Regions from separate parts of the Mus musculus genome. Here region 2 is linked to region 1. The links are chromatin loops, found by intact Hi-C in ENCODE. Cell type or tissue: left cerebral cortex. All regions are shown on one strand.

The links. A loop is a pair of places that touch in the nucleus more often than their neighbours do. Peaks named below come from ENCODE experiments on the same cell type or tissue, not always from the same donor. Only the 100,000 strongest peaks of a DNase experiment are listed, where the experiment ranks them.
Region 2: it touches region 1 in a loop (2.2-fold over the local background); 1 of 42 quality-filtered maps calls a loop at or near these places.

What each region holds. Positions count from the first base shown.
Region 1 is chr7:30,633,251-30,637,250 of GRCm38, reverse strand. Etv2 (ets variant 2) reads left to right here and starts at 1,399. Exons shown (of 6, transcript NM_007959.2): 1 at 1,399-1,490; 2 at 1,590-1,676; 3 at 1,884-1,943; 4 at 2,162-2,638; 5 at 3,150-3,262; 6 at 3,417-3,635. The coding sequence starts at 1,421. The coding sequence ends at 3,617. In left cerebral cortex, CTCF peaks have their summits at 2,212 and 2,412 (motif pointing left); no DNase peak of the experiment used is centred here.
Region 2 is chr7:30,843,160-30,847,159 of GRCm38, reverse strand. No RefSeq gene overlaps it. Among named protein-coding and RNA genes, the nearest start is that of Ffar3, 11 kb to the left of the region's middle. In left cerebral cortex, no CTCF peak of the experiment used is centred here; a DNase peak (open chromatin) is centred at 2,306.

The DNA of each region.
Region 1 (4,000 bases):
ATTAATATTTACTAAGCAAGTACTTAGAAAAAATGAACACAGCATTGTCTGAGGCCAAGTTACTGAAGCCAAGGTTCGACAAGACTTAGCAAATTAAAACAAAACAAAGAACCAAAATAACAGGATGCCTAGTTACTAAGTTTTAGTTTAACAAGCAAATACTTTTTGGTGTCGCTATATCCCAAATATTGTTTGCATACTTTTGCACATTATGCATGTGATTCTTTTCTGAATCAGTTGAAGTAAGCTTCAAACAAAACTCTTCATTTCTAAATGACTCCATTTTCTAACCTATCACTGCACACATAAAATTATTTCATGCAATAACTCACATTCAGTTCATACTCGAAATTCTCCAATGGTTCGGGACTGCTATAGCCCAGAAAGCCCAGACAGAAAAAGAAATGGGAGAAAACATGCCTCAATTTCCCCCTCCATAAATTCCCCCCTTATGAAGATTAAATGAAGGCCCGTTGTCACGACTTCTCGGACCCAGAAGACCCTCATTTAACGTCAGTGGTTACTATTATTATCGTCCATAACGATGTTATTTTGATTATGGTTGCCATTATTCGGTAGTAGCTCCAGGACACCCTCCCTGTGCCTGGTAAGGGATTCGGGGTTGGATTCTCCTCCACCCCACCCTGATCTGGCTGTCTGTCACCCTGCCGATTGTGACGTAGGCTGATGCTAGGGAAAGGGGGCATCTGGCCGGAAATCCCTCTTCCTGTTGCAGATAAGCCCAGAGCTGCCCAGCTGACCCCAGACCCTCCTCCCCCACCACTTTTCATGTCACACCACCAAATCCTCAAGATGGGGAACCTGTCCAAGCCCCTCACCCCATCCCCACTACCCCGTAAGCACCCCTTAGACCTCAGCACCCCCATTCCTGCCCTGCCCCTGCTCCCCAAGTTCTTTTCCAAGCCCAATTCGTCCCCGAAAAGGGACCGTTCCAGGGACCCGTGCGCATCCCTAAAGCAGGGGGTGCAGCTTGACCACGCCCCCATCCCTGCAACTTGACCCAGGCTGCGACCCCCAGCTCTGACGTCTCGGAAAATTCCCCCTCCCCTATCAGGCCCCCCGGGAAGGGTGCATGGTATGAAATGGGGCTGAAACCCCCCTGGCTAGGAGAGAAGGAACCTGCCAGAGGTGAGCCACGAACTGGGGACTGAATGCCTGGGTGTCTGAACTAGGAAGGACAGGGGAACACCAAGATGCAGGGAACCTGGATTTAAGCGTCTAAGAGAGGGTGAAGGAACTGGAAACCAATATTCCTTTTCCTGGGGAAGGAGGTTGCAGACGTCTACTCTGGGTCTGAGGGAAACAAGGGTTGCAGATTCTTGGGTCCCTAAATGTCACCATCTTGTCCATTACCCTTAGAACTTTCCTTTCTCAACCAGAACCGTCAGAACAAGCATCCATGGACCTGTGGAACTGGGATGAGGCGTCACTGCAGGAAGTGCCTCCTGGGGACAAGCTGACAGGACTGGGTAAGCTGCTGTGGCTTGGGACAAAGTGTATGCAAGGCTCCAAGGATGCGGGCCCCTTGACACCTAGCCGGGACTTAACATCCTTGTTGCCTGCAGAAGGAGCGGAATTTGGTTTCTATTTCCCTGAAGTGGCTCTACAAGAGGACACACCGATCACACCAATGAACGTAGAAGGCTGCTGGAAAGGTGGTTGCTGGGCTTGAACCCCTGTGTGCTGGGGGGGAGGGAGGGGGAGGAATGGGAGATCCTGGGCTTTTTAGAAGGAGCGAGGGTGCTGAGCGGGAAGGAAGTAACATGTTTGGAATCGAAATTGAAGGAGGTGTGAGTGGATGGCTGAGGTCCCTAAGTCATTGCCCACATCTTTCCTAAACTCAGCTCTCTTGTCCAACATAGGGTTCCCAGAGCTGGACTGGAACCCCGCTTTACCTCACGAAGACGTACCTTTCCAGGCGGGTGAGTGGTAGAAAATGGAGATGGAAAGAGAGGAACTAGGGTCCTGACACACTAGAGCTGAGTTCAGACCCCCTAGTATACAAGAGGACCAGAACTAAGACTGGGGACAGCTACATTTTCAAGGCCATATGAGGCGCCAAAACTCCCCTAAAATTCCCAAGGGTGCGGGAGACCAGGACTCCTGGGCTTCCCTTGTTTAAGGTCTGTCTTCCTCGCAGAGCCCGTTGCTCACCCCCTTCCGTGGTCGCGAGACTGGACAGACCTGGGATGCAACACCTCGGACCCGTGGAGCTGTGCTTCACAGACGCCAGGCCCTGCCCCTCCTGGCACGAGCCCCTCCCCCTTCGTCGGCTTTGAAGGGGCGACCGGCCAGAATCCTGCCACCTCGGCAGGAGGGGTCCCCTCGTGGTCGCACCCTCCAGCTGCCTGGAGCACTACCAGCTGGGACTGTTCTGTGGGCCCCAGTGGCGCCACCTACTGGGACAATGGCCTGGGCGGGGAAGCGCATGAGGACTATAAAATGTCATGGGGCGGGTCTGCCGGTTCGGACTACACCACCACGTGGAATACTGGGCTGCAGGACTGCAGCATCCCTTTCGAGGGGCACCAGAGTCCAGCATTCACCACGCCCTCCAAATCGAACAAGCAGTCTGATAGAGCCACATTGACTCGCTACTCCAAAACTAACCACCGAGGTAAGAGGCTGCAAACTGCAGAAGAGGTAAAGCAAAACGGATTAGGACTGGGCCTGGATACCTTGGGGGAGGGGTCTGGGTAACTAAAGGAGGAGGGATCCGGGAAACAGGCAACTAGAGGACAGGGGTTTTGTATCAGAAGAGGGAACGGGTGAGAGGACGGAACTGACTTTCTAGGGACCAACATTTTAAAAGGCCCCTAGGTTATGTGAGAGGAAAGAAGAGCATTCGGACTCCTGGGTCTTCGAGGTGGGGAGGCTAATGTGGCTCAAGCTGTCAGGAGTTCCTGAAACTGGTTCTTGGGTCTCTACTATGGAGGGATCCAAACTCACAGACTCCCGATGAGGAACAGAGCTGGACTCCTGGGTCCTAAATCGCGAGAACCTGAACCTTTTGGCCTTCAAAGTGAAGGCTCCCCGACTCTTAGGTTCGTCGCAGTGTTTTGGGTCTGAGAAGCCTGGCGTTCACCTCTCTCTCTCTCTCTCTCTCTCTCTCTCTCTCTCTCTGTCAGGTCCCATTCAGCTGTGGCAATTCCTCCTGGAGCTGCTCCACGACGGGGCTCGCAGCAGCTGCATCCGCTGGACGGGCAATAGCCGCGAGTTCCAGCTGTGCGACCCCAAAGAGGTGAGACAGCTCCCCTTGCTGGGCAAGCCCAACTTACCTAGTTCCCAGCCCCGCCTCCACCCACTCACAACCCCCCACGCCCATCAGGACTGAGACCCGCCCCGCCCATAGCAGCTAAGACCCTGGTCCCTCTAACCTCAAGATTGTTTCCTAGGTGGCCCGGCTGTGGGGCGAGCGCAAGAGGAAGCCGGGAATGAATTATGAGAAACTGAGTCGAGGTCTACGTTATTATTACCGCCGCGACATCGTGCTCAAGAGTGGTGGGCGCAAGTACACATACCGCTTCGGGGGACGTGTGCCTGTCCTCGCCTATCAGGATGATATGGGGCATCTGCCAGGTGCAGAAGGCCAATAAAACAAAAAACAAAAACAACCCTGTCGAACCTGCGTGTCTGGTGTCTGTTTCTTTTTCACTGATACCTACTCGACCTGTCAAGGGAGCCTAAATGTGCACCCCGACATTTCATGCTCCAGCCATATTGAGGTATCCGGACCCCTGTCTGTTTTTGATCGAGTGTTTCCCTCCCGTGGTCCCTAGACTGAACGTCATAGCTCCTTAGTCCTTAGTTTCAAGACGACCATCAAGGCCATTTCACTATGAGTGATGATGCAGGTCACTAATTTCACAGCATTCAGGAGACTGAGGCAAGAGAATCGTAAAATTAGGGGCTCCAGACCTACCAGAACTACAAACTAGTCCTTAGTTCTAAGAGGACCCAGGAGGGAGGACCAGACCCG
Region 2 (4,000 bases), 210 kb before region 1:
TTTTGCCTGCATGTATGTTTGTGCACTCACTTGCATGCCAGGTGCCCAGGGAGGCCATAGGATCTCCTGGAACTGGAGTTGCAGACAGTTGTTAAGTCACCATATGGTTGCTTAATCCCTGAGCCATCTCTCTAGTCCCCAGCTTTAGTTTCTTAAGGATATGCTAATTGTACAAAGGAATTGGTCCCCCCCCCCATATTCAAACCTATACACAGAGTGTTTTCTGTCTTATCTCTCCCCTTTTAAGATCTCCAGATAAGAGAGAAAACACACAGCATTTGTATTTCCTGCAAATGATAAGCACACAGTCTCCACAATGCTTTGGGTCTGGCAGTTTGACCCCTGAGTGACCCTCTGTGGAGAGGTAGTGTTGTCTTCCTTGCCCAACCTCAAATGTCCCTTCTCTTTGATGTGATCTCACCTTGCATTGTGACTGGGATTTACTTCTGTGTACTCATTTGTGTGTTGTGACTCTTCTCACTGAATGAGGAAGCTTACAGCTGCCAATCCCAGAGGTGCTTTCTTTACCACCATGGCCCTCCCTTGCTACCAGGACCATTGCTAGTTTTACTGTTTCGAGACACAGCCTCACAATGTAGTACACAGGTACTCTCTCTCTCTCTCTGTGCGTGTGTGTGTGTGTGTGTGTGTGTGTGTGTGTGTGTACACATAGAGATCAGAGGACAATCTAAGATCCTTTTAACCTCTGAGCCATCTCTTTGAATGAAAAAAACGAAGAGATGAAAAAGGAAGAACATTGGGGGGGGGAGGGTATGGGGGACTTTTGGGATAACATTGGAAATGTAATTGAAGAAAATACGTAATAAAAAAAATAAAATAAATAAAATAAGGCGCACACCTTTAATCCCAGCACTCGGGAGGCAGAGGCAGGTGGATTTCTGAGTTCGAGGCCAGCCTGGTCTACAAAGTGAGTTCCAGGACAGCCAGGGCTACACAGAAAAATCCTGTCTCGAAAAACCAAATAAATAAATAAATAAAATAAAATAAAATAAAAAAGGAAGAACAGGGCTACACAGAAAAATCCTGTCTCGAAAAACCAAATAAATAAATAAATAAATAAATCAAAATAAAATAAAATAAAATAAAATAAAATAAAATAAAATAAAAAAGGAAGAACATGCCTGCTCCTAGGTGTGGTAGAGGAGAAAGTTTATTGTGGATATGAGGGAGAGTGTAGCCAGAGGCAGGGGCATCTGAGAGAGTCCAGAGTGGATATGACCCTTTGCCAGGTGAGAAAAGGAGGTAAGAGAGTGGAGCCAAGAGACCAGGAGGGTAAAAGGTAGACCAAAAAGGGCAGATAACCAAAATGGCTGGATTATACCAGAAAAGGGAAGGGTAGCCCAGTCCCTGGGCTGGAGAAGTTTAGGTGGGGCCAGTGTAGTCAGCCACACCCTATAAGAGGTAGGGACTGACCAGGGGATGCTGGGAGAACCTGGCGGCCAGGTCAACTTTTTTTTTTTGTTTTGTTTTGTTTTGTTTTGTTTTTTCAAGACAGGGTTTCTCTGTATAGCCCTGGCTGTCCTGGCACTCACTTTTGGACCAGGCTGGCCTTGAACTCAGAAATCCACCTGCCTCTGCCTCCCGAGCGCTGGGATTAAAGGCGAGCGTCACCACGCCCGGCTCAGGTCAACTTTTATATGCTAACCAGACACCTCAGCCACTTGTCCCAGGTTTGAGACCCCCATATTCTCCAACTAGAAATGCTGCATGAATTTAAAATATTGATCTTTCTGCGGCAGAATCAGCCCCTCCCTTTCCACATGGTTTGAGAAGCCCCTGCAACCCTGCTGACAAGAGAAAATCTTGTATAGTAAGCAGCTTTTAAACTTGATACTTAAAAGTAACTGCCAGTGTCAGGACTCTCTAGAGAACCAGGAGCATTTACACATGCTCCCTGGCATGCGTGCAAAGGTTATCAGGGGCAAACCAGAAAGAGCTGGAGTTGCAGGTGACAGCGCAATGCCTTCTGTTGGTGAAGTCCTTGGAGGAGGCCAGCCTTTTGTCTTCTTTAGGCCTTTAACTGACTGCATGAGAGACACTGCAACACACCACCTCTTAAGTGTAAATCTTATTCTAAAATATCCTCATGGAAACGCCAGGGATACAGCCAGGCATGATAGCCCAGACAAGCCGACCCATAAATCCATTACTCTTCATTATTCTAATTCTAATCTCCCAGAGAAAGACAGAGGTGGGGAGCTGGGTTATAGCAGGGTGGTAGAGAGCTACTGGCTTTCACGGGAGGCCTGGGTCTGATTTGCAGCTAATATTAGCCCCAGGAGGAAGCATTTGCATAATGTATGGGAGTCATTTGCAATTCCTCCTGTAATTGCCTTTCCTTATTTGACTTGCAAGGGTTTGGTGAAGATCGTCTGTGTGGGAAGACTGGGATCTTTCAGTGTGCTGATGATCCCCTGCCTAGGCTGATAGTTTTCCTGAAACTCTGGAAGCCCAGCGTTCCCTGGGCCTTTCTTCTTTCCATACATCTCATACTATTGGAGTTTGTTGTTGTTCCCTGAGTTGCTTTTGGCTTTTGGGAAACCAAACCAGGAGCCTCGTTGTCCTACTTTGTTACTAAGTTTCCACGCCTTATAAGAATGAGTTTCTGTTTCCTCAGCCTGGTGAATCCTGCAAACCACATTTCTCAACCTATGCTGAACTTGTGACCCCAGGATGTACGTCTACCCCTTACCTTGCTTAACCTGGCATATTTGACTACCCTTTTATCTTACGAGAATATGTCTTCCTAGATACATTGTTGCCTCCCTTTCACTCCATGCATTTCCTACACTTACCCGCCCCACAGGGAGCCTTGAGCTCTGGGTCCCCCACTCTTCTGTCCAATTACCTCAACAGATGGTTTCTATCATCCCTAACCCTTAACCATAAAGAGACCTCAAAAGCCAGTGAGGGGCTGCCCTCTGAAACTTCTACTTGGGGAGAGGCAGCCGGCTGGCCAGTTCTTAATACAGCTTGTTTTAACCAGACAGTCATGGAAATAGTTTTTTCCCCTCAGGTCTAACAGTTTAACAGTTCGTGCGCTCTCTCTCCCTCTCCCTCTCCCTCTCTCTCTATAATCTCATTTTTTAGTACAGGCTGGCCTTGAAATCAGAGATCTGAGAACCTCTGTCTCCCCAGTAATGAGATCAAAGGCATGCAGCACCATACTGCGACGTATGTATGTTTGTTTGTTTGTTTTAGACACAGTCTCTAATAAATTAGTCTCTGCAGGTGAAATGAGCCAGCTCAGGTCAGATTAGAGTATATAAAGACAGGTTTATGGGGATGGGGGGGGGTCACTCTCAGGTGGGTTCATTGATCCTAAGGAACAAGGCCAGGGAAGTCACCTTGGGGAGGAAGGCACAGGGGAGGGAAAGAGAAAGAAAGAGTGAGCCTGTGCACATAGGGAGAGAGAAAAAACTGGGAGAGACCAAAATGTTTAGATTACATAGGAAAGAGCCTCTGAGGGAGGGGACGCCTGGCTCCTGGGCTGGACAGGTCAGAGTAGAGGGCAGTGTGTGCCAGCCATACCCTGTGCCAAAGATTGCCTTGAATCTGATCCTCCTGTCGCTACATCTTAAATGCTGGGGTGACAGGTGTGAACTCATGCTTGGTTATTATTATTATTACTATTACTATTATTATTATTATTATTATTATTATTATTATTATTAGTCGTCAGAGTTTTAAACAGGTTTTTGTTTGTTTGATTGATTGGTTGGTTTTGGTTTTTCTCTGTGTAGCCCAGGCTGCCCTGGAACTCACTCTGTAGACCAGGCTGGCCTCAAACTCAGAAATCTGCCTGCCTCTGCCTCCCAAGTGCTGGGATTAAAGACATGCACCACCACTGCCGGGCTCAGATTTTTTGGTTTTTTTTTTTTTGTTTTTTGTTTTTTAAGATGTATTTTTAATTATGGGAAATGGGGGTTGTGTTCATAGGTACAGTGCTCACAGAGACTAGAGGCATCAGGTCCAGTGA